Regions from separate parts of the Homo sapiens genome. Here region 1 is linked to region 2. The links are chromatin loops, found by intact Hi-C in ENCODE. Cell type or tissue: GM12878. All regions are shown on one strand. Each heading gives the region's core, and the rest is flanking DNA. Links, peaks and the distances in the headings are about the cores only. Region 1 has its middle 350 kb from the start of IL20RB-AS1. Region 2 has its middle 20 kb from the start of CLDN18.

Region 1 (15,577 bases), core at 4,216-12,215, 660 kb before region 2:
TCTCTCTTTAGCAGGCTTAGCAATTTACTGCAATATGTATTCCTGTTTACATTTTGCAAAAAATGCATTCATGTTTTTGTTAAGCTTCTTTTATAGTGCAAAGTAATTGCGTGTGTAATAGATGTTCACTGGGACTTGTGTTTGCCCTCAGATGGTCATGAAAGGATAAAAATTGAGAATAAGGAGGCATCAAGTACACGACATTCTAAAGACAGCCCCTAGCAATTGGTTTATTAAAGAATAGTCTAACGGACTCTGCTACGTCCAGACATACCCAGGAGTTTCACTATGCAACCAGAATGTAAAGGGGAAGAAGGAAATGACAGGGGCCATGAGTCATCAGTGTAGTAGAAAGTCCTTCCCTGCCCCTTCAAAACCAGGGGATGGGGGAAGCACCAAGTATCATTGGCACCCCATTCCTCAGTTGGGTAGCAGATATGATGTGTCTCTGTGCCTAGCTGAGCAGCAGGTAAAGAGAACCTGAAGACCTGAGAATGATGGCAGAATGGAGAAGCATGGGGGCTTCAGGGAGGAGCTGGGAGCCCTCTCCACTATTTGGTGGGTCAAATTCACGTGGATCAAGTAGACACTGCGCAAAATATCCTTGACTGAATATTTTGCCAGTTGTCACCTACAAGGGCTGGCCACTGGGTGAGGAGATTGCAGCGGCAAGAGGCTGTGGAGTGAACCTGCCAGACAGAAGCTAAACTGAGTGTTGCCATCAGCTCTCCAACAGAGGGGAAGGAGCCCCAAAGGGTGTTCTGGAGAACTCACAAAGGTGTCCAATTATGCTTTACCTTTCTGTTCCTCTCCAGAATCCTTTGTTTCTTTTGCTTTGGTTTTGATGTTACAGCATTAGGGTAGACCTCTTTTCTTTGTTTTTTTCTTGTGGGTTAATATATTTATTGTTGTTGGTCTTTACTATTCTGTATTCGTTTTGTTTGCCCTATTAATCTCAATACTGACCTTTTAACCTCATGAGGCTGTATTTTGACATACAGCTCCCTTGTGTTTTACCTGACCCTTCATAGTTCAATGAGAGTCTATTCTGGTCCATCCAGCATTTGTGCCTGGTTGCCTTCTCTGTACCAAGTGCCCTGTCAACACCCTTTTTTTCTGTGCTCTGTGTTTGTGGCCTTTGCAGTTGTGGCCACTGTTTGTCCTCCTGCTCTTCATGACCAGCCCTCACATGTGCTTCATGCTCCAATGAAGGGGCGACTCATACAATCAGGTAAGGAGAGAGAGATTTTTCCACCGTGATTTATACTTTCTGAAAATTGAGCTATCATCAGTGACACTGTTGAACATGCAAAAGAAAGTGGCACCTCTAGTCACATGAAAGTTCAGTCCTTGGGAGCATCCAAAAGTGGTGACAGGACCATCAGGATATCAAAATGAAGTTCCAGCAACATTAGGGGTCTCTGGGCAACATACATGAATTTAAAAGAAAGAAACATTCTGTAGTCATGGGAAATCCTGCTAATTAGAACTGAGTTTTATAAAAGGTCATGGTGTGAAGCCAAAGAAATAACTTTGAACCTTGATATTATGCCCATATTTTTTGTGCTTCTTTCTATAGACAGAGCTTATTAGGCAGGGAGGATGATATGCTCTCCTCTCCTATGGTCTTACTGCATCCCAAAGTACAGATAAATGCCACCAACCATGATGTAGCACAACAAACAGGAGGATTAGACTTCGCAGTCAGAAAGGCTTGGGTTTGAATCTTAAAAACATTGCTGTTTACTTGTTGTATGGCCTTGGGCAAGCTACTCATTCTTTTTGAGCTTTAATTTCCTCATAATAATACTCATCTTACGGAGTTGTGGTAAGAATTAAAGGTGAATTACGTACAGAAACACTTGGCACCTTGCCTATAGTATTGTATTAACCCACAAGGCTGGCTTCTCTTTGGACCATGCTGACAAAACCCACATTGGAAGGAACTTTGATTTGTATTTATCTTCTCTTTGCTTTTTTGCTTGATTCCATTAACCAGAGAGGAAGTCATACCAGTTAAATTGCTGGAGAAAGGTGTGATGGCTGAATTTAATAAATATTGAAAATATAAATTTAAACAGAAGTTGCAAGAATTTTCTGGGTAAACAGTGAATCATGGGAGTGGATGGAACTTTCATATTTTAACTGGGTTTCCAGGTTATGTGCCCTCTTTTTATTGTCTTACCTTAGGCTGACCCCATTTGATGACAGCACTAAGAATTGATGATTTCTTTATCCCCAGAGCAGTTGAAAACAGAGGGGGAAGGAGTAAATCTCTAGATTAGAATTTTTAAGGTTGGGGACCATCAGCCAATGGTTGTCTTCCTGGGTGGAGGAATATGAAACTTTGAGTTCCCTTCCCCCTTGCTCATAAAACCCACCAGCTCAGAACCTTGGCAATCTCACTATTTTCCCTTGCTTTCTGCAGTCAAAGTCTGAATGCAGCTTAGAGTGGAAATGTTGAAATAAAGAACATGGCTTTAGAGTGAGACAGACCTGGACTTGGCCCTGGTAAATGGTCAGTGCCCTGTCAATCGTGTCCATTATTACTTTTACTCCTAATTCAGCTTTTGTACTTCAGATACATTGATCCTTAATCCTCCCTTGAATGTTCTGTATAGAGAAGCCTTTAAGTGATTAGTTTTGGATTATTAGCTTTTATATTTTGCGTTTTGAATTCTCTCCATGTAGCCAACTTACGAGTGCTAATTGCAGTATTCTTACTACAGAAGACATTTCTTAGATATAGAGCCTATTCCAAAGCATTCAAGGAAGATTGATAGGTCATTCTGGAATGGGCTCCATTCTACTTCCCCAATTTATTTTTTTTTTTCTCAATCTGTTCCATAATCTGTCACTTTAAAAACTCGCACTTTAGTAGCAGGATTTTATGCAACAAATCCCCTTTCCCCCAATATATTCCACAATTTGGCCAGGAATCCTTACAGGAAGAGGTCAGAGGACTCTGATGCCTGGTTTAGAATATGTACATATTAGTGCTTCTTTTCTTCTTGTCTGTTGACAAGAGCTTTGCTACCCTACAGCTAATGACTTCTTTAGGATTTTTGCCAGCTTTTGGGTTGTTTCATTTTGGCATTTTCCTTGGCTCCAGCTTTTTTTCTCCCCTCTTCTTAACATGTTTTGTTCTAGTAGACACCCTCCTTTTCTGGCTATATCTTAAGTCATTCTTCCTTTGGGATGAGATGTCATTACAAGCCCAATAATAAGTTTAAAGATGACGATAATAGTAATAGATAAGGTTTACTGAGTATTCACCATGTACTAGACACTACTGTAACCACTTTTAATATATGAACACATTTAAACCTCACAACTGCCCTATGAAATAGCTACAACTTTTATCTCCATTTTACAGGTGGGGAAACTGCTGCAAGAGAGGTTCAGTCCCTTGTGCCGGGCAGCACAGCAGCAGTGAGTAGACAGCAGTTAGCTTGGCTTCAGGTGTGCCTGAACATTCAGGAGCTGACTGTGGAGAGATTTTCTCTGTAGGCACCTCTAGGCTCTGGACACTGATGTCCAGGATCCTGTCTTTGATGGTACTGAATAAGGTGCTGTCATCATCAGCAAGGGTACAACAGAATAATGTTTCCTACTAAATTAACAAAATGCTGGAATAATGTGTAGTTTCTGTGAATTTCTTTAGAAGCAAGTCGGCCAGACAACCTTTATGATCTTACCTTTGTACTCAGGAAAAAATATAAAATTACGAAGGAATTTTTTAGGAAGCTAAAATAGGTCACCTTCCCACTCTTAGTACTGAGAAAGACATTTTTAGAGCTTGCTTTCCAAACAAGCAAATTGAACTGAAGAAGTAACTTTCATTTGAAAATCAGGTGAAAGTCAACAACATTGATGATTACAAAATTAACAACAATAATTCCCTGGGAGAGTACCTTCACATGTCAACTAATTCATAGGGTGAAAAAAAAAATAGACAAAATTCAGTTCAACAACAGGTAATTTTGAAAATAGTCAATTTAAGAATTACCCACTAAGTAGGAGTTAGAAGTCTATGATTATTTTTTGGTTTATTCTAAAAGTGACTTGTGTAGACACAGCCTGTGTAGGGAAAGCAGACCGTGATTTGAAACATGCTGCTGCCAACCAAACAATAAAATGAAGAGAACAATAAACAAAGGAAACCTTTCCAAAGGCTCTCTTCATTTACATTCTGAGATTACTGGCCTCATCTCTCTGCTGAAATAGCCTTGCTTTACCAACGACCATCCAAATGCATAATCAGGTGCTACTGGCAGCTTTTGCTCCAACAAACTGCATGGAGAATATTTGAATGCTGCCAAGACTATAGGTGCCTGTTTCAAGTTGTCACAGAATATGCTATAACATGTCATAAATAAGGGAGGTATATTTATAAATCTGACATTAAAAATGTGTTCCTAAAATATCTCGCGTGTTCCTTGGCCATGTCAGCATAGAAATAATGTTTAGTATTTGTTTATTTTACTGGACCACCCCATGAACCTGGGGGAAACATGTTAGAAAAAAAATTATAGCTACGCCAACTATTCTGGGAGATACACGAGCCCTCCATGTTTATCAGGTTGAGGGCACTGTATTTTGATGTCAATAAGCAATTTTTCCAGCCCGGTCTCCTGCCCGACCCTTTTAATCCATCAATATATTATTAGAGATAAAGTTGGTGGATGCCTGCTGCAGTTAGAAGATAAATGACATCTCTGAAGTCAGGCATTAAAGACTAGATTAAGGCCTTGTGACACCGTTTTCAGTGCTCATCTGTGCACTTCTGTTCAACCTATCACACTGAGTGACAAGAAAGAAAAATAATGAACTGGGCCAGGGGAAGAAGAAGGAAAAAAAAAAAGGCAGAAAAAGAGAGAGATTTTTTTCCCCCTAACACACAAACTACATCAGTTCACACTCGGGATTAGACTGCATTTAAAGAAAGGAAAAAAGAAAAGAAAATGGGGAATTGGGAAGGACAGGGAAGGGACTGTTCTGTAAAGATGAAAATAGGTAGACAAAAGGGACCTGAAAGCAAAGAATTCCATTTCTGCCTGGCCCATGTTGCCTTTGGTTCCCCCACCTGCCTCCCAGCCTCTCCCATGCAGATATCCCCCAGTTGGCTTCCAGTTGCTTTAGGAATCTGCTCCATCCCTGAGTTCGGAGTGCTGACACAAGTCTTGTTAAGAGGCAGCACTCGGTTCTCAATCTTGGTGAATCGTGTTCTTCCCTCCTCACCAAAGGATTTCCTTCATGCTGCTATCATTGGTCTGGTTGGAGGTATTAAAGATTTTTGTAACTCTGTCTTCTGATAGTGATTTGAATATGGCTACTGAGTTGACAAGTACAAATGTTGAATTTTCTCCAATTGTGTGGAAAACAGGAGCCATAAATGAATTGCTTGGGGGAAGTGAAAGGAAAGCGAGATGCTGGGCAGGTGAGAGGGGATTAACCAGTGGAAAGCACCCAGGTTTGTGGGGAGGAGGCTTGGGCCAATTAATTCCAAGTTCTCTTTCTCAATCACTTATGCAGGATCAAAACCGCATCCCCTCCCCATATGATATGCTGTGTTTGTGAGTTTAGAAGGACACCTCTTTTGTAGATCTCTTTTGCTCCCAGCACTTCAACAGTCCTTATTAGAATGCAAGTCCAGAAGACATTTATGTGCATTGGTGGTGTTCCTGGTACCTTTCACTGTGGAACACATAGGAGGTCCTCCATTGATATTTGGTAACTGATTGATAACTCTTGCAGCCCCAACCTCTTTTCTGTGCTCCTGCTGAATGTATCGTATAAATTATTCTGCTGTTGTAAACATCCCCCATCTTTGATCCAACGCTGTATGGCAAGCCTTCTTGGCTGTTCATGTCGCTATCCACTGTCTATAGGTTCAGTTTGTTTCCAATTCCTGGCTTTTTTTTCTTTCCCTCTTGCATACCCCTTGTTTATTTCTTCCTCCCCTTTTCTTCAGCCCCAATTCAAGGCATCATTGTTGCAGGCTTTATCCCCAAATTCATTTTCTGTTCTTAAAATCCATTATGCCAACCATCACAAGATTGATCCTCCTCAAACTCTCCTTCAACTGTGACATTCCCTGTTCAAAATCTCCTACCAAGTATAAAACAAAGTTCAAATTCTTTATTATATCATTAAGACTCTGCAGATTCTGATCCAACTGCTTTTTCTGTCTCATCTTTTTCTCGTCCTCCTCTAAAACCTAGCCTTCAGCAAAGTCATTCATATGCTTTAGACATGGTTATCATTTACTCATCTCTGTTTGCTTTTGCTCTTCCTTGTTTTGAAATTTCCTTCCGTGGACATCTTCACTTGTCCGAACACTGTACTCTCCCTGGCTCACTCTTCTTTTCCATGTGGCTGTCTCTGTCTTCTCTTAGTGGCAGAACCTAGCTTGGCTCAGAAAGTCAACTGATTACAAGGCTTGGTAATCATAGAAAAGGCATAGGCAGCTAGGTCTCAAGGAATCTAACCAGAGAATTGGCATATCCTTAAAATTCTCTTTTTTTTGCCTCTGCTTCTTTGCAAATGTTGAGTTCCTTCTTTCTAACTATCTTTGTCTGTTTGGGCTGCTATAATAAAATATCATAGAGAGAGTACCTTATGAACAACAGAAATTTATTACTCATAGTTCTGGGGGCTGTAGAGTTCAAGATCAAGACTAGCACATTCCAAGTCTGATGAGTGCCCTCTTCCTGGTTCATAGATAGTGCCTTCTTGCTGTGTCCTCCTGTAGTAGAAGGGTCAAAGCAGCTCTCTGGGGCTTCTTTTAAAGGGTTGTAATCCTGTTTATGAGGGCTCCACCCCCATGACCTAGTCACCTCCCCAAAGGCCCCAGTCGACTTGGGAATTAGGATTTCAACCTATACATTTTGGGGGAACACACAAACATTCAGACCATAGCAGCAGCTGATGGTAAGGATTTTTCCACATCAAAGGTAGAGTTGTGAGATGGACAAACACATTGCCGATAGCTCTAGTTTCATATTTTCCCCACCAGAGACAAACTGATACCTGGGCTCTCTGACCCCAAAGGGAAAAGTCCTGAGCAAGAAGATACCTGATTAATCTAGTAGTTATCAGATGTCTATTCCTGAGCCAAGAAAGCGAGCCGTGGTTGGGGGATACAGAGGCATCAAAGGTACTAGGATTGGCCAAGTCTGAGCACATACCCTCCAATCTGGCCAGGGAGGGAGATTGCAGAGGTGACCATGATCTTTCCCACCTTGTGACTTTGTACCTCCTTCTATCAAGAGGTAGAGTCTACTTCCCCACCACTTGAATCTAGGGTGGACTTAGTCCTTGATTGAGTGTCAAAAGAATGCAGCAGGAGTGACGTGGTACCAGTTTCAAGCCTCGGTCTCAAAAGATCATGCACAATTCCACTCTTTCTCAGAAACCTGCCACCACCATGTGAACAAGTCTGGGCTAGCCTGTGTGATAATGAGAGATATGTGGCTCAGTCATCCTTGTTACCCCAATTGACAACCAACCAATCACAAGAAGCAGAGCTGCCTAGTGAGTCATCAGTGCCATCAGTATATTCAGTTGAGATCAGAAGAACCACATAGATAAGTTCAGACCAAAAAGCCAACTCATAAGCACATAAATGGTTGTTTTTTTAAGCCTCTAACTTTTGGGTGTTCTGTTATACATCAAATCTAACTGACACAAAGGTGGAATATGTATGACAGCTGCTCCCCTGGTAACTGTATAGTTTAGAGTAGAATATTTTCCAGAAGCAGGAAGACTGTGTTCTGGGCAAACAAAACCATGGATGGCAGGTACAGCCACTTCCATGCCCTAACACAAGACTATTGCATTCTTTTTTATTTCTGAGTAGACAGTGAACCGCTGAGGGCAGTGGCTGGTCTGGTTCATTTCTCCTAGTAATTAGCAGAGGCTCTCATACACATTAGGTACTTGGTGAATCTTAGTTAAATGAGTGACTAGATGGGATATTATTCCATCATCATTCTCATTTGTGGGTATATGAGACTTGAACATTTTATCACTGATATACCACTAAACCTTGGAACCTTAAGAATATTTTTTGGGAAAAAAATCTTTCATATATTACACAAAAATGCAAATCTGATGCCATACCCCAGTGATAGGTTTGATAAAATTCAAGACTAAACCACTTTATAAAAAGGACATACTTCTAGCAATGCTCACAGAGCAGCTTTTATTCATGCTTTCTGCAGAAACTGAGCCCTTTCTTTGTCTATGAAACATCCATGACTGCCATTTGTTGATATCCACTATCAGCCAGACAATGTGCTTCTCATTATGTAAACATATCTCATTTAATTCAGTCCTCCAAGTGGCCCCATGAAGTAATCATTCTCATTTTACAGAAGAGGAAACTGAAACTCAGGGAAGTTAAATATAATTGCTCAAGTTCATACATATAGTAAGCGTCCAAGCAGTGATTTGAACACAGGGCTCTCTTGCTCTACAGACCTTCTGTATTTGGATAGTGCTGCTGGAGGATGGGGATGACTTCCAAATTGAGACAAAATCTCTCTATTTTTATCTAATTTTTACTCTTGGGACTATACTATTCACTAATTTCTTCATCCTACATGTTTCTACTTTTCTTTTGCTTTTAAGATGTGTCTTAGACATAATATTTTATTTAGCTTACCATAGCCACTATAGCACAGGGACAGTTGTCCATTTAGAGTCATGTCCAGCCATGGCTTGGTTATGGGCTGTAAGTAAAAGTTAGCATTACTAAAATGCTTGAGGAGTTACATCTAAAGATATTTAAACATATACAAAGCTTCGGTGAACACCTTTCAGCATGTTGGGAACACAAACTGTGCAAGTTCAGGAGGTGATCATAAGACATGACCTCTGCCTTTATGGACCTTATAGTCTGGTGGGAAAGAGCTATGTACCCAATAGTTTCCCAATGAAGGGGTATGTATTAAATGCTAGGGGCACATGCCCATCACAAGAGGGCACAGAGGAGGAAGAGACAACTTCCATTGGCAAGAACCAGGACATGTTTACAGGAGAGATGGGCACATGAGCTAAGTATTGGAGGACAAATGAGAATTAGAAAGACAGAGCTGGTGTAGCATTCCAGTTTAGTGTCCCTTTTCAAAAATGCTTAGTATGAGCTGAGCGCAATGATGCCCAACTGTAGTCCCAGCTACTTGGGAAGCTGAAGAGGGAGGATAGCTTGAACCCAGGAGTTTGATGCCAGCCTGAGCAACATAGCAAGACTATCTCTCTTAAAAAAAAAAAAAAAAAAAAAAAAAAAGCTTAGTATGTCCCTGAGAGAGAGAAAGAAAACAGCATTGTCTCCATCTTCATTACCTTCAAGCACTGTATGAGGACACTCACAGTGACAGAAAAAGAGAGTAATTATAGGCTCAAGGGAGAGAAAATTGGAGATTCTCTGAAATGTTGGGAGTATCCGGGTCTCTGTGGATAGTTTAGACTGATTTTCTGTGAAGACAAACACACAGACAATTTCAAGGTATGTTTATAAGGAAGATATTTTCAATTCTGGAAGTATAAAATTATGAGAGTATAAAATTGATGAGGGAGAATCATCAAGTTACATGAGGTAAAATGCACAATGTAACGAAAGGAACTTTCAAGGAAATAGACTTCAATGGAAATCAGAAACCAATTTAAAATCTTCTATAAGAAAGTACTGCCAGTTGTGATGGCTCACACCTGTAATCCCAGGACTTTGGGAAGCCAAGGCTGGAGGATTGCTTGAGGCCAGGAGTTCGAGATCAGCCTGGGCAACATAGTGAGACCTGGTCTCTACAAAAATTAGAAAAAATTAGTTGAGTGTGGTGGCATGCGCTTGTAGTACCAGCTCCTCAGGGTGCTAAGGAGGGAGGCTTGCTTGAGCCCAGGAGTTCAAGGCTAAAGTGAACCATGATTATGCCACTGCATTCTAGCCTGGCTGGCAGAGTGAGACCTGCCTCAAAAAAAAAAAAAATAAAAAAAAAAAAAAGAGTGAAAGTACTAAAAACAACAACAACAGCAACACACACACAACTGAATGTTTCTTAATAAAATTTAAAAGAATTTAAAAAATCTAAGTTTATCCTCTGCTTTAGTTACTACCAGAGATTCAGAAGTCTCTTACACAATTCGCAATTTTATTCTGAAAACAAGGCAAACAGATTTAAAATAAAGCCAAAACAGTATATGATTGTAGTGAATTGAGTGGTGTCTCCCAAAAGAACTCATGTTTACCCAGAATCTCAAAAGGGTATCTTATTTGGAATAAAGGTCCTTGCATATGTAATTAAGGTAAGATTAGTAATAAGATCATATTGGCTTAGGGTGGGATCTGATACCTGGTGTCCTTTTAAGAAGAGAAGAGAACACAGATAGGAGAGAAGGCTGTGTGAAGAGGGAGTTAGAGCCTGAAGTCAGGCTGCTGCAAGCCAAGGAAGACCAGAAGCCACCAGAAGCTGGAAGAGGCAAGGAAAGATTCTCTCCCGGAGCCTTGGAAGGGAGTGTACCCCTGCTGTCACCGTGAGTTTGGACATCTGGCTTCCAGAATGGTGAGAAAATAAATTTCTTTTGTTTTAAGCCATCTGGTTTGTGGTAATTTGTTACAGCAGCCCTAGGAAACGAATACAATGATTAAAGCATTGGGTTTCAGAGGAGGGGTTCTGGAATACGTAGGACTTCCTAGAGGAGGTCACGTGGGAAACTGAGACGTTAGGGAAGTAAAGAGGAGGGAAGGACTTTCTTGGAACAAGGAACCAGCAGTAGCAAAAGTGTTTAGGTGGGAATGGACAAGAAAGGGCAGACCTTCTGCACGGAGAACTAAACTTGCCTTGATTTGTACCTGGTAGGGAACTCCTGGCTTTTCTTTCTCTTGACATGGATGCATCATTAGAAATAGTCTCATATTTAAAAATAATAATAAGGAGAAGATTTCTAATTCCAGTATAGACCAAAGAAAATTAAGAGAAAATCAGTGAGGAAGATCATGAGAAATGAGGTGGAGACTTTCTTAAGAGGGGAACAATATGAGCAAAGCTGTTAAAGCAGATGTTGGTATATATGTGAGAAAAATATTTCCTGATACTATATATCAGAATATGTGTAAACAAACTAGCTCACTAACTTACTAACAAAAAGCAGGGGAGTACTGAGAGACAGAAAACATGGATTCAGCATGTGCACATTTCTGGTTGGGTAGGAAAGGCAAGGAAGTAGGGAAGACAGATTAAATTAAATTAAGTTTTAATTATTAAAACTACTGTAAGCACTACTGTTCCCTGCTCCAAACAGCAGATGGTGTCATCAGTTTATCATAGCTGGGTTGCAGTTCAGAATGGCCAGAGTGAGGACAGTGGAAGTGAGTATGTTCTTTCAGAAGCTGGGGAGTTATGGGTTATTTGCAGGCTATGTATCTATGTCTTAGGTACGAGTCTGTAAAATACATATGTTCCCTAAAACATCTGGCCTCCAATTTTACAATAATTAAAAATGGCCATGGATTTTCCAACTGGCTGATGAAAGGGAAAAATAATAAGAAAAAGCAAAAGAAGGTTTAATACATTTATAATTTAACATGTGTGTTGTTCTACATTATTAGTCATAAAGAATTTTTGGGCTGGAAAATCCTGAGTGTTTTTGTGTCTAATTTTCTGAATGTAGTCTTAGGTCCTGAGATAGATAATCTCTTTTTTTTTTCCTCTTAGATTGCTTTTTTATTTTAAGTAAAGATTTGCCTTGCTTTAAAGAAACTGTGCCTTTTGATTATGGTTTATTACAAGAAAGCCGAGGAATCAGTGGACTAATGAAAAGATGGTGAATTTTAATGTATGTTTATATATTTTAGTTAAAATAAAATGTAGGTCTTCATGTGCATTTTTAAAATTTAAAATTTTTATTATACTTTAAGTTCTGGGATACATGTGCAGAATGTGCAGGTTTGTTACATAGGTATACATGGAGATAGATAATCTTGAAACCCAAAGACTAAGTTATTCATTTCAACATTGAGCAGGCACAGAATATAGGTGCTTAATCAGTGTCTGTAGAATGAACTAATTAATAGATCCTATAAAATTGGTGAATGAAATTGGGAGTATGGTCAAACATGCTGTTTCTAAATTGTGGGCATGGCTAAAATAATTTTTATGAAGAAGTAGAATATAAGAAAGCATGTCAGAAATTGGATAAGATATAAAAGTCCCGTGTCCCCTTTCTGCTAGAAGGAAAACTGTAAAGAAGGTAATGGGGGCTGATATGGTTTGGCTGTGTCCCCACCCAAATCTTATTTTGAATTGTACTTCTCATAATCCCCATGTGTCCTGGGAGGGACAGTGTGGAAGGTAATTTAATCATGGAGGCATTTACCCTCATGCTGTTCTCATGATAGTGAGTGAGTTCTCATGAGACCTGACGGTTTTATAAGAGGGTTTTCCCCCTTTTACTTGGCACTTCTCCTTCCTACTGCCATGTGAAGAAGGATGTGTTGTCTTCCCATTTTCCCATGATTGTAAGTTTCCTGAGGCCTCCCCAGCCATGCTGAACTGTGAGTCAATTAAACCTCTTTCCTTTATAAATTACCCAGTCTCAGATATATTCTTATAGCAGCATGGGAATGGACTAATACAGTAAATTGGTACCAAGAGTATGGTGCTGCTATAAAGATACCTGAAAATGTGGAAGCAACTTTGGAACTGGGTAACAGGCAGAAGTTGGAACAGTTTGGAGGGCTCAGAATAACACAGGAAAATGTGGGAAAGTTTGGAACTTCCTAGAGACTTGGAGGGCTCAGAAGACAGAAAGATGTGTGAAAGTTTGGAACTTCCTAGAGACTTGTTGAATGGCTTTGCCTAAAATGCTGATAGTGATATGGACAATAAAGTCCAGACTGAGGTGGTCTTAGACGCAGATGAGGAACTTGTTGGGAAGTGGAGCAAAGGTGACTCTTGTTATGCTTTAGCAAAGAGACTGCTGGCATTTTGCCCCTGCTGTAGAGATCTGTGGAACTTTGAACTTGAGAGAGATGATTTAGGGTATCTGGCAGAAGAAATTTCCAAGCAGCAAAACAGTCAAGAGGTGACAGAGCATGAAAGTTCAGAAAATTTGCAGTCTGACAATGCAATAGGAAAGAAAAACCCATTTTTTGAGGGGAAATTCAAGCTGGCTGCAGAAATTTGCATAAGTGATGAGAAGCCAAATGTTAATCACCAAGAAAATAAGAAATATGTTTCCAGGGCACATCAGAGGTCTTCAAAGCAGCTCCTCCCATCACAGGCCCAGACTAGGAACAAAAATGGCTTCCTGGTCTACATCCAGGGTGCCCTTGCTGTAAGCAGTCTCAGAACTGCATCCCAGTCACTCCAGCCATAGCTAAAAGGGGCCAAGGTACAGCTCAGGATGTTGCTTCAGAGGGTGCAAGCACCCAGCCTTGGCAGCTTCCACGTGGTGTTGGTCCTGGGGGTGTGCAAAAGACAAGAATTGAGGTTTGGGAACCTCTGCCTAGATTTCAGAGGATGTACAGAAACGCCTTGATGTCCAGGCAGAAGTTGGCTACCGCGGTGGGGCCCTCACGGAGAACCTCTGCTAGGGCTGTGTGGATGGGAAATGTGATGTTGGAGCCCCAACTGGGGCACTGGTTAGTGGAGCTGTGAGAAGAGGGCCACTGTCCTCCAGACCCCAGAATGGTAGCTCCACTGACAGCTTGTACCATGCACCTGGAAAAGCCACAGACACTCAATAGCAGCCTATGAAAGCAGCTGGGATGGGGGCTGTACCCTGCAAAGCCAGAGGGGTGGAGCCTCCCAAGGCCATGGGAGCCCATCTCTTGCATCAGCATGACTTGGATGTGAGACATGGAGTCAAAGGACATCATTTTGGAACTTCAATGTTTAATGACTGCTCTTTTGGATTTCAGACTTGCATGGGGCCTGTAGCCCCTTTGTTTTGGCCAACTTCTCCCATTTGGAATGGGTGTATTTACCCAATGCCTGTCCCCTCTGTTGTATGTAGAAAGTAACTAACTTGTTTTTGATTTTACAGGTTCATAGGTGAAAGGGGCTTGCTTGTCTCAGATGAGACTTTGAACTTGGAGTTTTGAGTTAATGCTGGAATAAATTAAGACTTTGGGGGACTGCTGGAAGGGCATGATTATGTTTTAAAATGTTATGAGATGAGATTTGGGAAGGGCCATGGCAGAATGATCTGGTTTGGCCATGTTCCCACCCAAATCATATTTTGTATTATAGTTTCCATAATTCCCACATGTTGTGGGAGGGACCCAGTGGGAGGTAATTTAATCACGGAGGCATTTACCCTCATGCTGTTCTCATGATAGTGAGTTCTTACAATATCTGATGGTTTTTTAAGGGACTTTTCCCCCTTTTGCTTGGCACTTCTCCTTCCTGCTGTCATGTGAAGAAGGACATGTTTGCTTCCCCTTCCACCATGATTGTAAGTTTCCTGAGGCCTCTCCAGCCATGGTGAACTCTGAGTCAATTAAACCTCTTTCCTTTATAAATTATCCAGTTTTATACCCTGTATGTCTTTATTAACAGCGTGAGAACAAGCTAATACAGGAGCCTTGGCTGCAACATTTGAACTTTATACTCCCAAATCAGGACTTGACCCTTTGGGGCTCCCCAAGGATGACCCTCCCCAACAAAGTCTCAAACAACCATATTATTATTGCTGTCTCATCAGTAGAAATCCTTGAGCTTCTAGGATAAGTTCCTAGAATTTAAGCTTTATCATACCTCACACACCACGTGGCTGTCACCTGGCTTCTGGGAGTGTTCATTCCTAATGAATGCTTATTGTCTTTGCCTGGCCTGAAACAGTCACTTCTTGATTTGCAGAGACACATCTGAACTGGGGATGTACCTTGCTTTCTATAGTCCAAGGAAAGGTCTCAATATGTCTATGAAAAGAGAGGACTTGGGAATGGGAAGAGGAGCCTATGAAGCTTTTCGTGATTCCTGAGCTGCAAGTATAATCCTGCATAGGATTAGTACCTATGACCACCACTTTGATGTGTTGGACCAAGAATAATGTACTGAAGAGCTCAAGGTGGAGAGAATGGGTCTTGGTGTGGCCCATCATAAGGAGCAAAAGAAGTGAAAGTTAAAATTTGGTGTTGGCCTTGATCATATCAATCAAACCCAAATTCTGTAAATAACCCTCCACAGTCCAATACATTATGTGCCATAGCCATCATGGCCCTCTGAGAAGATGCTTATGTGTGTCCCATTGTCCCAGCCATACACACACACTTTGGCTCAATATGGCTAAACCAAAATAGAGTGTCAACCTATTCTACCCCTTACCACTAGGTAGAAACCTGGGGGAATAGTTTTGCTTCTTAAAAGTCTCAATATGGTGCTTATCCAAAGATGGGAGTTGTAATAAATGGAGCCCTACCCCACCCGTTATGCCATCCAAAATTCTTCAGTGTTTCCTGCCAGATTTTCAACTATTTTATCTCACGTGTTCATGTTTCAGATATTCTGATCATCTTATTCTGGAAGAAGTGAGTTATCAGTTGTCCATAAAGTCCTGCAGACTTTTCATAAAC
Region 2 (15,577 bases), core at 3,106-11,105:
ATGGCACTAAATGGCCACAAGAGAAAGCAGTAAAGATCTAAAATTGACACCCTAACATCACAATTAAAAGAACTAGAAAAGCAAGAGCAAATACATTCAAAAGCTAGCAGAAGGCAAGAAATAACTAAGATCAGAGCAGAACTGAAGGAGATAGAGACACAAAAAAACCTTCAAAAAATCAATGAATCCAGGAGCTGGTTTTTTGAAAAGATCAACAAAATTGATAGACCGCTAGCAAGACTAATAAAGAAGAAAAGAGAGAAGAATCAAATAGATGTAATAAAAAATGATAAAGGGGGTATCACCACCAATCCCACAGAAATACAAATTACCATCAGAGAATACTATAAACACCTCTATGCAAATAAACTAGAAAATCTAGAAGAAATGGATACATTCCTCGACACATACACCCACCCAAGACTAAACCAGGAAGAAGTTGAATCTCTTAATAGACCAACAACAGGCTCTGAAATTGAGACAATAATTAATACCTTACCAACCAAAAAGAGTCCAGGACCAGAAGGATTCACAGCCGAATTCTACCAGAGGTACAACGAGGAGCTGGTACCATTCCTTCTGAAACTATTCCAATCAATAGAAAAAGAGGGAATCCTCCCTAACTCATTTTATGAGGCCAGCATCATCCTGATACCAAAGCCTGGCAGAGACACAACAAAAAAAGAGAATTTTAGACCAATATCCCTGATGAACATCATGCAAAAATCCTCAATAAAATACTGTCAAACCCAATCCAGCAGCACATCAAAAAGCCTATCCACCATGATCAAGTGGGCTTCATCCCTAGGATGCAAGGCTGGTTCAACATATGCAAATCAATAAACGTAATCCAGCATATAAACAGAACCAAAGACAAAAACCACATGATTAGCTCAATAGATGCAGAAAAGGCCTTCAACAAAATTCAACAGCTTCATGCTAAAAACTCTCAATAAATTAGGTATTGGTGGGACATATCTCAAAATAATAAGAGCTATTTATGACAAACCCACAGCCAATATCATACTGAATGGGCAAAACTGGAAGTATTCCCTTTGAAAACTGGCACAAGACAGAGATGCCCTCTCTCACCACTCCTATTCAACATGGTGTTGGAAGTTCTGGCCAGGGCAATCAGGCAGGAGAAAGAAATAAAGGGTATTCAATTAGGAAAAGAGGAAGTCAAATTGTCCCTGTTTGCAGATGACATGATTGTATATCTAGAAAACCCCATCGTCTCAGCCCAAAATCTCCTTAAGCTGATAAGCAACTTCAGCAAAGTCTCAGGATACAAAATCAATGTGCAAACATCACAAGCATTCTTATACACCAATAACAGAAAAACAGAGAGCCAAATCATGAGAAAACTCCCATTCACAATTGCTTCAAAGAGAATAAAATACCCAGGAATCCAACTTACAAGGGATGTGAAGGACCTCTTCAAGGGGAACTACAAACCACTGCTCAACGAAATAAAAGAGAACACAAACAAATGGAAGAACATTCCATGTTCATGGATAGGAAGAATCAATATTGTGAAAATGGCCATACTGCCCAAGGTAATTTATAGATTCAATGCCATCCCCATCAAGCTACCAATGACTTTCTTCATAGAATTGGAAAAAACTACTTTAAAGTTCATATGGAACCAAGTCAATCCTAAGCCAAAAGAACAAAGCTGGAGACATCACGCTACCTGACTTCAAACTATACAAGGCTACAGTAACAAAAACAGCATGCTACTGGTACCAAAACAGAGATGTAGACCAATGGAACAGAACAGAGCCCTCAGAAATAATACCACACATCTACAACTATCTGAGCTTTGACAAACCTGACAAAAACAAGAAATGGGGAAAGGATTCCCTATTTAACAAATGGTGCTGGGAAAACTGGCTAGCCATATGTAGAAAGCTGAACCTGGATCCCTTCCTTACACCTTATACAAAAATTAATTCAAGATGGATTAAAGACTTACATGTTAGACCTAAAACCATAAAAACCCTAGAAGAAAACCTAGGCAATACCATTCAGGACATAGGCATGGGCAAGGACTTCATGTCTAAAACACCAAAAGCAATGGCAACAAAAGCCAAAATTGACAAATGGGATCTCATTAAACTAAAGAGCTTCTGCACAGCAAAAGAAACTACCATCAGAGTGAACAGGCAACCTACAGAATGAGAGAAAATTTTTGTAATCTAATCATCTGACAAAGGGCTAATATCCAGAATCTACAAAGAACTCAGACAAATTTACAAGAAAAAAACAAACAACCCCATCAAAAAGTGGGCGAAGGATATGAACAGACACTTCTCAAAAGAAGACATTTATGCAGCCAACAGACACATGAAAAAATGCTCATCATCACTGGACATCAGAGAAATGCAAATCAAAACCACAATGAGATATCATCTCACACCAGTTAGAATGGCAATCATTAAAAAGTCAGGAAACAACAGGTACTGGAGAGGATGTGGAGAAATAGGAACACTTTTACACTGTTGGTGGGACTGTAAACTCGTTCAACCATTGTGGAAGACAGTGTGGCAATTCCTCAGGGATCTAGAACTAGAAATACCATTTGACCCAGCCGTCCCATTACTGGGTATATACCCAAAGGAACATAAATCATGCTGCTATAAAGACACATGCACACGTATGTTTATTGCGGCACTACTCACAATAGCAAAGACTTGGAACCAACCCAAATGCCCAACAATGATAGACTGGATTAAGAAAATATGGCACATATACACCATGGAATACTATGCAGCCATAAAAAATGATGAGTTCATGTCCTTTGTAGGGACATGGATGAATCTGGAAACCATCATTCTCAGCAAACTATCGCAAGGACAAAAAACCAGACACCATATGTTCTCACTCATAGGTGGGAATTGAACAATGAGGACACAGGAAGGGGAACATCACACACCGGGGCCTGTTGTGGGGTTGGGGGAGTGGGGAGGGATAGCATTAGGAGATATACCTAATGTAAATGATGAGTTAATGGGTGCAGCACACCAACATGGCACATGTATACATATGTAACAAACCTGCATGTTGTGCACCTGTACCCTAGAACTTAAAGTATAATAAAATATGTATATATATACATATATATGTATATATATACACACATATATGTATATATATATACACACGTATATATATATACACATATATATGTATATATATATACACGTGTGTATATATATATATATATACACATATATATATATATGTATATATAGACTGTTTTTCCTACCTGTTCAATGCCTCTTTCAGTGATATAAAGTTAAAACCAGGTACTGGGGTGTTTGCCTTCCTTTTGGTTCTTATGAAGGTCATTTTTTTGTGTAGATAGTTGTTAAACTGGTGTCCTTGTGGGGTGGGGAGAGGATCGGTGGAGACTTCTATTCCACCATCTTGCTCTGCTCCCTCTAATAATTTAATTGTCTGTTTCCTGCCTCTCAACTGTGGGCTTCCTGAGAGCCAATACCATGTCTGTATTTTTCTCCATTGAATCCCCACCACTTTGCAAAATTATTACAATGCTTACTAATCTTTTGAATAAGTGAATGTTTTAGTAAACATACTTCCATATAAATTGTACCTAATCTCTCAGTACCTCACTTTCTTTACCTGTAAAGTTGGAATATTTAGAATGCCCATCTCATAGGGTTGTTATGAAGATTCAATCGAGCTATGCCTCTGAAGTTCTTGAATAATGTCTGGTACGGTGTAAGTACTCAATAAATGTCAGCGGCCGTTATTATTATTTCTTCACATTTAGATGATCTGTGTGAATTTGCATTGTGTAAATTGAGGAAGAAGCTGGATGTGAGATCTGGGTACACATGGTATGTAACAGGGACAGGTGCAAGGAAGCAGGATCTCAGAGGCAGAGATGATGAGAACCAAGCTGCTCAGGAAACTGCAGAAATCTTGAGTGGGACTTTGGAGATCCATGAGCTATAGAATGAGTGATAGAACTATCTTATCTAGATCTTAAGAGGCCAAGTGCTCTGGGTAACCAAGTATGTACATAGACATGCATAGCCACATTCAGGAGAACAAGTCTTTCTTTAGGCATAGAGCAGTTTCATTTCAAACTGAGAAAAAAAAATTTTTATACTCCATTTACTTCTTCTTACCAAACAAATAAACATATTCTGCAGAGATACAACTCTGACTCAAGCATACACCAAAAAAAAAAAGAGAGAGAGAGAGTTCCTTACACATCAGTACACTTGGATTATAAGTATACAAACATCTACGTTATGGTTGGGTATAACAATGCATTTTCTCCCCAAATAGCAAGTGGGTATGTATTTTATATATGTGTAATTATAGTGTGTTAGTTACGGTGGTGCCCAGAACAAAATTCAGCTTATGCTGAAGGACTATTACAGCATATATCTCTAGTGAAATTAAAAATTGCTTACAACTTAAATGCTAGGTTTTTTTCTACTTCTTCCCATCAAGATTTCAAAAATCAAAGATTCTAATTTTTCAAAAAGTAAACACTGGTAAAAACCTAAATAAACAGTGGGAGAAAGGTTAAATAAATATGATACATCTACATGATAACATATTAAAATTTATGCTTGCAATGGGTTTTAATGAAGAAAATATTTTTGACAAATATAAAGTTAAATGAAAAAACATAATAAAATGTGTATGTGCAGTCTGATCCCAAATATGTAAAATGTATGTATTCAGGGAAAGAAGACAAGAGGTAAATAAAGACAAAATGTTAACAATAGTATCTCTTACAGGAATCTATGCTTTGTTGGCTTGAGGAATATTTTTCCTTTTATTTATTTATTATTAGAACTTGCTTTTTTAGAACAGTTTTACGTTCACAGCAAAACTGAGAGGAAGGTAGACATATTTTCCATATACACTGTGCTCCTATATCCTACACATTAAGAGCCTCTCCCATTATCAACATCCCCCACAGAGTGGTACATTTCTTGCTATTGACAAACCTTCATTGACACATCATTATCATCCACAGTGCATAGTTTACTTTAGGGTTTACTCTTGGTGTTGTGCACTCTATGAGTCTGGACACATGTATAATGACAAATGTGTAATATATCCACCATCATAGCATCATACAGTGGTTTCACTGCCCTAAAAACCCCCTGTGCTCCACCTATTCATCCCTCCTTTGGGTTTTTTTGTAAATTTTTTATTCTCTCACTTTTATATTACCGTTTATATTACTTTTGTGAAAATAAAAAAATAAACATAGTAACTTAAAGAAAACCTTTGTGAAAGAAAATGCAGGTTGGAGTCTTAGTTGTCCTCATGACTCAAAAACCCTTTGAGTAAGTTTTTAGCTCCCCTGAATAAAAGCACCTAAAGGTGAACCTGCAGTTGATGTGTTGAACATTGGGAGGTGGCAGGAAGGCGAGCAGGCCTACAGCTAGTCAAACAGAAACCAGCCCTCCCTACCTTGTTTGCTCTCTTGTCTCACCCTCCTCGTGATTCCTGAGAGCAGGAAACAGAGTCCGCTCCTGATACTGAAAGCAGCTTAGATAAAGCATGTGTGGTGGGTAAATGAAAACCTCTATGGCCATCAGCCCTAACACTTCCCACACGGGGGATTTCCTCCCATCTTAGTGTCATCACAAAGTTATTATACACATTAACTAGAGGTGATTTAATTTTATATTTTAAAAAAAAATTTTGAGACAGGGTCTTGCTCTATTGACCTGGCTGGAGTGCAGTGGTGCCATATTCACAGTTCATTGCAGCCTCGACCTCCTGGGCTCAAGTGATCCTCCCACCTCAGCCACCCAAGTAGCTAGAACTACAGGCACACGCCACCATGCCCAGCTATTTTTGTATTCTTTTGTAGAGATGGGGTTTTGGCATGTTGTCCAGGCTGGTCTCAAACTCCTGAGCTCAAGCAATTAGCTCACTTTGGCCACCCAAAAAGCTGGGATTACAGGTGTGAGCTACCGCGCCTGGCCTAAAAAAAAATGTCTATGTACCCTAAGAAGTCAGAGGGGAAATGCCTCCTCCATTCATGCATTTAAACACTTTGGTTTGGAAAACACAGTCCCTCTATGGGACCTTTACTACGAATGTTTTGAAGCACCACTGCCTGAAACTCAGGGGTTTTCTGGGACCTGGGACTTTCAGTCACATAACCAGGACAGTCCTGAGCAAATCAGGATGACTGGTCACCCTAGTGCTGTTATCAAGTGACTCAAAAAGCTAACACTGAGCCACAGTGCCCTGTGACCTATAAGCCTATCAGAATCAGTGCAAGATTCTCCCTTGAGATTTACGGGTTTCCCTCTTTCCAATCTCACGTAAGCCCTTCCCACACTGTACTCTGCAATTGAGCACAAGCCGTCAGTCATCACTGTATGACTATGGGGTGTACCTCATATGAACAATAGGTAAATCACAAGCCAGCCTCATGCTGCTCACTTAGCTGGGTCCACATAAGCCAGATCCACTCCAACCAGAGTTTCTAGCTCCCTTTCTCTCCATAAGCTCCACCTCAATGAGCACTCACCAGTTCTTTTAATCACCCTACTTATTCCCCCAGCCCCAAGCTACACATCCTTTCTTCTCTTCTTTTTGCTCCGTTTCAGCTTACTGCATTCTTTTTCCCTCTTTTCTCTTTGGTCCTAAGAAACTCATGCCACTCTCTCTTTGAGCCCCATGTCTGTGCCTTAGCCTCATGGCGCTATTCCTTTCCCCAAAGCCATCAGCCCTCCTACTTGCCAGTCTCCCTCTCTCAAGTTGCTCACACCTCATTTGGCCAACAATCTCTAAACAGGGAGTGTACACAGCCCAGGAAAATAATCCACAGGAAGATAATCTCAAAACTTCTATTTATAATCATTTTTGTATTGTCCTCATTTAATTTTCATGTCAGGGTATGTTTTATAATGTATCTAATACATAAAATATATTAGCACATATACAGTCATGTGTCACTTAACGATGGGGATACATTCTAAGAAATGCATCATTAGGTGACTTTGTTGTTGTGTGAACATCACAGAGTCAACTTACACAAACCTGTATGGTATAACCTACTACACACCTAGGCCATATGGTATAGCCTATTGCTCCTAGGCTACAAACCTGTACAGTATGTTACTGTAATGAATACTGTAATCAGTGTAACACAATGGTAAGTATTTATGTGTCTAAACATATCTAAACATAAAAAGGTACAGTAAAAATATGATATAAAAGATTTTTTTTAATGCTGCACCTGGATAGGGCATTTACCATGGATAGAGCTTACAGGACTGTAAGTTGCCCCGGGTGAGTTAGTGAATGAGTGGGAAGTGAATGTGAAGGCCTAGGACATTACTGTAGACCACTATAGACTTTACAAACACCATACACTTAGGCTACACTAGATTTATTTTTTCAAATTTTTTCTTCAATAATAAATTAATCTGAGCTTACTGTAACATTTTTACTTTATAAGCTTTTTAATTATTTTTAACTTTTGGACTCTTGTAATACTACTTAGGTTAAGACACAAACACATTTTGTACAGCTGCATAAATTTTTTTTTATATATTAATTTTTCCTTTTTTTTTACTTTTTAAACATTTAAAAAAAGAATTAAGACACACACGCATTAGCATAGGCCTACATAGGGTCAGAATAATCAATATCATTGTCTTTCACTTCCACATCTTGTCCCACTGGAAGGTCTTCAGGAGCAATAACACTCATGGAGCTGTCATTTCCTGTGATAACAATATAGCCTTCTGGAATTCCTCCTGAAGTACCTGCCTGGGGCTGTTTTACAGTGAACTATTTGTAGTAAGTAGAAGGAGTACACCCCAACAATAAAAAGCATAGTATAGTAAATATGTAAGAGTAGTAACATAGTCATTTATTTTCACTATCAAGTAGTATGTATTGTTTGTATATAATCGTTATGTGCTGTATACTCTTATATGACTGGCAGTGCAGTAGCTTTGTTTACACCAGTATCACCATAAACACGCAAGTAATGCATTATGCTATGATGTTATGATGGCTGCAATGTCACTAGGCAATAAAAGTTTTTCAGCTCTATTATTATCTCTAGGGCCTACCATCATAAGTGCAGTTCATCATTAACCAAAACGTTGTTATTCAATGCATGACTGTATACCATTTATAAATAATTACACATATCTGAGGACAAAAATTGTACCTTAATAATTTCCATAGCCCCAGCCCTTAGTGCATTACCTGACTCAACAATTGCTTTTTAGACAAATACATTCATGAATTAATCAAACGAATCTCATGCAATCAATCAATCAACCAATGTTCCTTAGTCCTTGTCCACAGAACATTCTAAATGAGCCACTTGTGAGTTCATAGTCATGGTCCTTAGGGACTTTTCATTGCTTTTCTTCTCTTCTGTCCCTGATGTGAATGACTTTTCACCAGACACCCTGTCCCCACTTCTACCCACCTCAGTTCCTGCACCCTCAGTCAGATCATCTGGAGTCCTCAAGATCTTCTCTCTTTGCCTGTCTACATATTCTCCCAAATTCAGCATCTTTCCTCAAGATCACCTGGACCTCAAAAGTCACACTTCTGGCCCCCCTATCCTGGCATTGCTCCTCCTCAACAAACTTATTAGCAAGCATCTCACCAGCTGAAGGTCAGCTACTAACCCTGCAACTCCAAGCATCTGCACCCATGCTGGTTCATGGACTATGTTGGTCCATGATGATGGTTTCCTTATGTGAAAAGAAATTAGATAAAAAATGAGGACAATGTTAAACATAGATACAAATGATATATATCATTTATATATTATATATATCATCATACATATATCATTTGTACCTATGTTTAACATAGGTACAAATATATATATTATAATATATATTTTATATATATCTTACCTGTTGAAGACTGTCCTTTATTCTGAGATTGTGGTTTTCTATCATTTCACATTAAAATATTATTTATCTTATAAATGATGTGATATGGTCATTAGTTATTGTCCTTACTTAACAAAATAATGATTTGCCAGTCCTCTTTGAGTCCTGGAATCCTTTATATAAAATTTACTCATTTATAAAATCCAAAAGTCTAGGGATTGCCAAACCACCAGCAAACAGACAATGTTTTGTTTGATTTGTTTTTAAGGTGGAGAGAGAAGTTGATTCCCAGGGTAAAATATAAATAATTCAGAAGAGGTTGCAGACGAAGCCTTCCTGATCATGCCTTAGCACATCTCTTTCCTACTGGCATATTTTAGAGATGTGAGAGCACATGAGGACCTGGGGCAATGAGCATCCATGAGGAGGAAAGTTCTCAGAAAAAGACAGACAGATGAGGGTCGGGGAGCCTGAAGATCATGTGTGGTGTCATCACACCCTTGCCAAAGGCTGATTCTGTCTTAGAATTCTTGTCCTAGAAAGGCCTCCTGTATCTCAGGGTACATCTTAACATAGACATGTGCTGGCAACTGGGAAAACATGGTATTATGGATAATGTTCATAGTTTTGTTGCATCTTGCTTTATGTCAATGGAAGCAATGTTTGAGTTTACCAACCAAAACCCTGCTTGGCAAACAAACAGATCTATTTCGTGTCTAGCCTGAGAAAATACATATTGTTTAAATTCTTTCCAAATATGCCTGAATTTATGAACTGCTTTTAGGTGTATTTTTTATCGAAAATCCATATGCTATTAGTCACTCAAACTGGGGCTCAAAAATATAGCAAGAACTAGGAAGCCAGTGAATAATACTGGGCATATTTTGGTTTGCCATGCTTTCTGGCTTTAGAATGGAACCTTGAGTCTGCAAATTGGGGAGGGTGCTTGAGCCATTTATACCTCCTGTCTACAGTCAAGGGAGTGATGTCTTGTTACTCCCACAAGCCAAACCAAGTGGAAATGAGTCACTACTTAGCTGAATGCTGTCCTTAGAACGCCCACCTTAGGCTGAAACTCGGAGTTCAATGGTCGTTTTTCTGAGTTATATCTGACCCATGAGCTTATGACAAGAACATTCCGAGTTTCCCCTCAAGAATCTGGGATGGGCATTTTTTTCTGGAAAGAGCAGGTGGGCTCTCTCTTCTGGAAAATTGAATTTTTTTTCAGAGCCCACACTTAGTGCTAGAGACCTCTGAACATAGTGGTATTTAGACTGTTATTTTTCAAACTGTTCCTATACTGTAGGTGAGAAATATTCTCTATGTGCCTGGGAATAAGATCAGTAAAATGGGGCAAATAAAATCCCTCAACACCGTTAGAGTTAGCACAGACACTTAGATTGTTTCTGCATCTTGGCTATTATAAACAGTGCTGCAATGAACATGAGTGCACAGATATCTCTTTGAGGTTCTGATTTCATTTCCTTTGCGTATATATCCAGAAGAGGGACTTCTGGATCTTATGGTAGCTCTATTTTTAATTTTTTTGAGGAAACTCCAGAATGGGTTTCCGGGATGGGTGTAACAATTTACATTCCCACCAACAGCGTACAATAATTTCATTTTCTCCACATCCTCGCCAACACTTACTATCTTTTATCTTTTTGACAATAGTCTTCCTAACAAATGTGAGGTGATATTTTATTATTGCTTTGATTTGAATATCCCTGATGATAATGATGTTGAGCACTTTTTCATATATCTGTTGTCAGTTTGTATGTCTTCTTTAGGAAAATGTCTATTCAGGTCATTTGCCCATTTTTTAAATCCAGTTGTTTTTTTATTTGCTATTAAGTTGTGTGAGTCCCTATATATCTTTTATATTAACCCCTTATCAGCTATACTGTCTGCAAATATTTTCCCCTAATCTAGGTTGTCTTTTCATTTTGTTAATTGTTTGCGTTGCTGTGCAGAAGCAAATGTAGTCCCACTTGGCTATTTTTAGCTTGATGTAGTCCCACTTGGCTATTTTTCCTACTGTCGCCTGAGCTTTTGGTGTCATATAAAAAGAAAATTATCAAGATGAAAGTCAACAAGCTTTTTCCTGATGTTTTCTTTAAGGAGTTTTATGGCTTCAGGCCCTACATTTAAGTCTTTAATCCAATTTGAACTTATTTTTGTATATGGTATAAGGTAAGGGCCCAATTCTATTCTTTTGTATGTGAATATCCAGTTATCCCAACACAATTTACTACCCTTTCTTTTTTGTGTATTTTTGATGCCCTTGTCAAAAATTAGTTGACTGTATATTGCTTGGAATTATTTCTGTCCTCCATATTTTGTTCCACTGGTCTATGTGTCTGTTTTTATGTCTGTACCATACTGTTTTGATTACTATAGTTTTGTAATATAATTTGAAGTCAGGAAGTGTGATGTCTCCAACTGTGTTCTTCTTCCTCAAGATTGCTTTGGCTCTTTAGGGTCTTTTGTGGTTTCATACAAATTTTAGAATATTTTTTCATTTCTGTGAAAAATGGCACTGGAGTTTGATAGGGGTTATGCTGAATCTGTGTATCACTTTGAGTAGTACGGACATTTTAACAATATTAATTCTTCCAATCCATGAACAAGAGACATCTTTCCATTTATTTGTGTCTTCGATTTCTTTCATTGATGTTTTAGAGTTTTCAGGCTACAGATCTCTCACCTCCTTGGTTAAATTTACTCCAAAATATTTTATTCTTTTTGATGCTATTACAAACGGTATTTTTTTTCTTGATTTCCTTTTTGGATAGATCATGATTGGTGTAAAAATGCACAACTAACTTTTGTGTTTCTTTTGTATCCTGCAACATTACTGAATTCATTTGTTAGTTTTAACAGGTTTTTTGTGGAGTCTTAAGGAGTTTATATATGGGATCATATTATCTGAAAACAGATCATTTTACCTCTTTCTTTCCAAATTGGATGTATTTTGCTTCTTTTCCTTGTCTGATTGCTCATGCTAATTCTTCCATTTTAAAATCAGGTTGTATTTTTTTTATTGCTGAGTTTTAAGAGTTCTTAGTATATTTTAGATAAGAATCTTGTACCAGATGTCTTTTGCAAATATTTTATCTCAGTCTGTGGCTTGTCTTCTCAATGTTTTGAGTTAGTAATTATTTTTATTATCAGTCTTTAAAGATATAATTCTATTCTTCTGGCTTCAGTTGTTGCAATTGATAAAATAGCTGCAATTCCTTTCTCTCAGGATTTTACAGATGTAATTAAAGTTACTAATCAGCTGACCTTAAAGGTTTTAAAGGTTTTTCTCTTTGACTTTGGTGTTTTTCAATACTACAATACATCCAGGTGTGAATTTGTTTTTATTTACCATTCTTGGAACTCATTTAACAACATTAACATGGAATTTATGCTTTTCATTCATTCTTGAAAATCCTTAGCCAATAACTCATCAAATATTTTTTTCATTCTATTTATTGTCTTCTTATACTCCTATTAGATGTGTGTTGGAATTTCTCATTCATTTTTCCATTCTCTTACTACTGTTTCATGTTTTCCACCTCTTTATTTCTCTGTCTACATTTTGCATAATTTTTTCAGTTCTATTTTTTACTTTATGAGTATTACCTTCAGCTGTGTTTAATCTGTTAATTATCTGTTTTTAGTTTTCTACTGCTGTCATAACAAATTTCCAGAAACTTAGCAGCTTCAAATAACACCCATTTATTATCTCACAGTTTCTATAAATCAGATGTCTAGCATGATATTGATTTTTGCATATGGTGTAAGATAAGGGCCCAATTAGTTTTGGGATATTCTGTTTAAGGAATTGCTGAGCTTCAATTAAGGTATTTGCCATGCCTGTGGTTCTTATATGGGACTTGGAGGGTTCTTCCAAACTCACTGTTGGTTGGAAGAATTCAGTTCTTTGCAGTTGCAGGGCTGAAGTTCCTGCTTCCCTGTCATGTGATCTCCTTTCATCTTCAAGGTAAAAATTGTGCATCAAATCCTTCTCATTCTTGAGATCTCTCTAACTTAACTTTCTGCTACATCTCTCCCACTCCATGTTCTACCTTTTTCTGCTGCTTTTTAGGGTTTATATGATTACATTGGGCTTTCCTGGATAATCTAAAATAATCTCTTTATATTAAGGTCAGCTGATTAGTAACTTTAATTACATCTGTAAAATCCTTTTTGCCATGTAATATATTATAGCCATGGGAGTAACACAAAGGCCAGAGATCACTGGGAAAGAGGGCAAAATTGTGCCTACCACACTATCCATTGAAGTTTTGTTTCATTATCTATATCCTTAATTTCTAGAAATTCTAGTGGGGAAGTTGTCAGATCTTCCTGTTCTTTTTTTATGGTGACTTTTATTTACTTATGGTTTTAGTTCCTTCTTTTATGATTTAACTGTATTATCTGATTCAAGAAGGGGTTTCTTGTAAGCATTAAAGTCTTATGATAGTATTCATAAGTAATGTGCCAGAGTCAGCTTGCAAGAGTTGATTCCATGCATCTCTTCCCATCTTTGCATTTAGTGACTTTACATTCACATTAGTAGATTGAAATCAGCCATGGTAGGAGAATTGGCAAAGACTACAAATCAGAGTAATTCTTTTTTTCTTTTTAGAGTTGGTTTACTAGTATACCACTGGGTTTACTAGTACACCACTGTTTATAGCAGATTTTGAATTTTGGGTTTTGAGCTCAAGTTTGACAGGACTTTAAATGTCGAAATCTTATGCAACCTGCATTGAGGGTTTTGCAGTTGCCTCTGCAAATCATTCTAGATGTGTTATCAGCCTGGAATCACCTTTTAAAGCTACTTTCTTAGTGTAGGAGCTCCAGGGCCATGATGTTCAGGGTACAAATTCAAACCCCAGTCACATTACAGAAAGAGGCTTTTGGTAATATAGTCTCAGAAGATTTTTTTCAATTTTTTTCACACATGGACCAGCTCAGGCAAAGCCTAACAAGCTTCCTTGTTTTCTCTCTGGGCCAGTGAACTGATTTTTCTAGTTCGTTTCTTCACTGTATGAATTTTTTAATAGATTATTGAGGGAATCTAAGACAATAGTTTTCAAATTATGTTCCCTGGATCCCTGTGGGATTCTAATAAGTGATCTTAGAGGCTACTTCATGGAGCAAGAGAAAAGTTTCTTCATCCCATAAATCAGAGTAGCATGCCCTTCCTCCTGCCCTCCCACTGCCACACAAGCATATACATGCACACACACATGAATGCACACACACACACACTTTTAATCTAAACGATATATTTGTCTTCCTGACAATATCATAGTCAAAGAAAGAGGTACCTCTTTTTTACAATTATGAACTAACATATTCCAAAATCTTAACTTTAGAAATGGAAAGACTAGAACACAGAGATGTTAGCCAACAACATATAATATAGCTCTGTGAGTTGGTGAAAAAAGTTGAGACTTGAGTCCAGGTTCAAAATAAGTAGGAATAATATTTGGACAAAAAAAAACCTTTAAGCCTTTTTGTAACTAGAGACACTTTGTGTGAGTAGGCTGCAGTTTAATTTCTGGATCAATGTGAAGAAACACAATGTGAGAGTGATCATCAATTGCTACAGCTTTCAATTATATTATCAGTCTGCCCTAGTAATATTTCCTAGTATTTTCTGAGTACAGTGCTCCATATGTAATGCTCAACATTTCACATGTATTTTCACATTTAATGTACAAAACAATCCAGAGAGATAAGCACTATTATTACCTCATTTTACATATGAAGATAATGTGGCTCAAAGAGGTTAAGTATTTAGCTGCTACCCATCCACAGCTAGTAAGCAATGGAGTGGGGCTTGAACCCAAGCTGTGTAGTTCCAGAGCCCAAAGCCCTTCTTGCTTCTTACCTCTGCTATCTTCCTTCCTGCATGGTTTCTCCATTGATTAAGGCAGTCAGGTGCCACAGAAGCTGCAAACAGTTTAACCACATTAACTAGTCAATTCTATCAAATAACTACTACAGCTGATTCTCATTAACCATGTGTACCATATTTTCAAATTTGCCTACTTGCTAAAACTTATTTTAACTCCAAAATCAATACTCATGGCACTGCTGCAGTCATAACAGCATGTGCCGAGGGTGAAAATTTTGCATTGCCCAAGTTGCATGTTCCCAGCTGAGGTCCAGTAACGTGAAAATCTTCCTTCTTTTTTCAGCTCTCATACGGTAAACAAGTGTCCTCTTTGAAGTATGTGTACCGCCACGTTTTTCACATTTTTGTGCTTTTTGTTGATTTCACTGTTTAAAATGGCCCCCAAGCATAGTACAGAAGCACTGATTACTGTTTAGAAGCACAGGCAGGCTGTGCTGTGCCTTATGGAGAAAATATGTGTGTTAGATAAGCTTCATTCAGGCATGAATTTCACTGCTGTTGGCTGTGAGTCCAATGCTAATGAACCAACAATTTATATTAAATAAGCTGTTTTTAAACAGAAATACACATACAGTAAGTTTATCTACTGATGATGAAAATGTTGTGACCAGAGGCTTGCAGGAGCCTGACCCTGTACTTCCCCTATGGGCAATGATTCAGTATTCACTAATTCGGTGTTCTTTGTGACTTTATAGAACGTAACTACCATGATTAACTAGAATCAACTATACCTTATTATGCCTCATAACCGGCCTTGCCTAAGTTTTTTAAC

What was found. A loop is a pair of places that touch in the nucleus more often than their neighbours do. Peaks named below come from ENCODE experiments on the same cell type or tissue, not always from the same donor. Only the 100,000 strongest peaks of a DNase experiment are listed, where the experiment ranks them.
Region 1: a loop joins it to region 2, with 10 times the contacts of the local background. A loop is called at or near these places in 1 of 110 quality-filtered maps.

The regions. Positions count from the first base shown.
Region 1 is chr3:137,325,037-137,340,613 of GRCh38, forward strand. No RefSeq gene overlaps it. Among named protein-coding and RNA genes, the nearest start is that of IL20RB-AS1, 350 kb to the left of the region's middle. RefSeq lists enhancers at 3,666-5,393, 5,374-5,423, 6,612-7,811, 7,362-7,511. In GM12878, for the core only: no CTCF peak of the experiment used is centred there; DNase peaks (open chromatin) are centred at 5,355 and 7,475; H3K27ac peaks cover 1,193 bases.
Region 2 is chr3:137,982,846-137,998,422 of GRCh38, forward strand. No RefSeq gene overlaps it. Among named protein-coding and RNA genes, the nearest start is that of CLDN18, 20 kb to the right of the region's middle. RefSeq lists an enhancer at 6,043-6,172. In GM12878, for the core only: no CTCF peak of the experiment used is centred there; DNase peaks (open chromatin) are centred at 5,496 and 6,296; H3K27ac peaks cover 3,269 bases.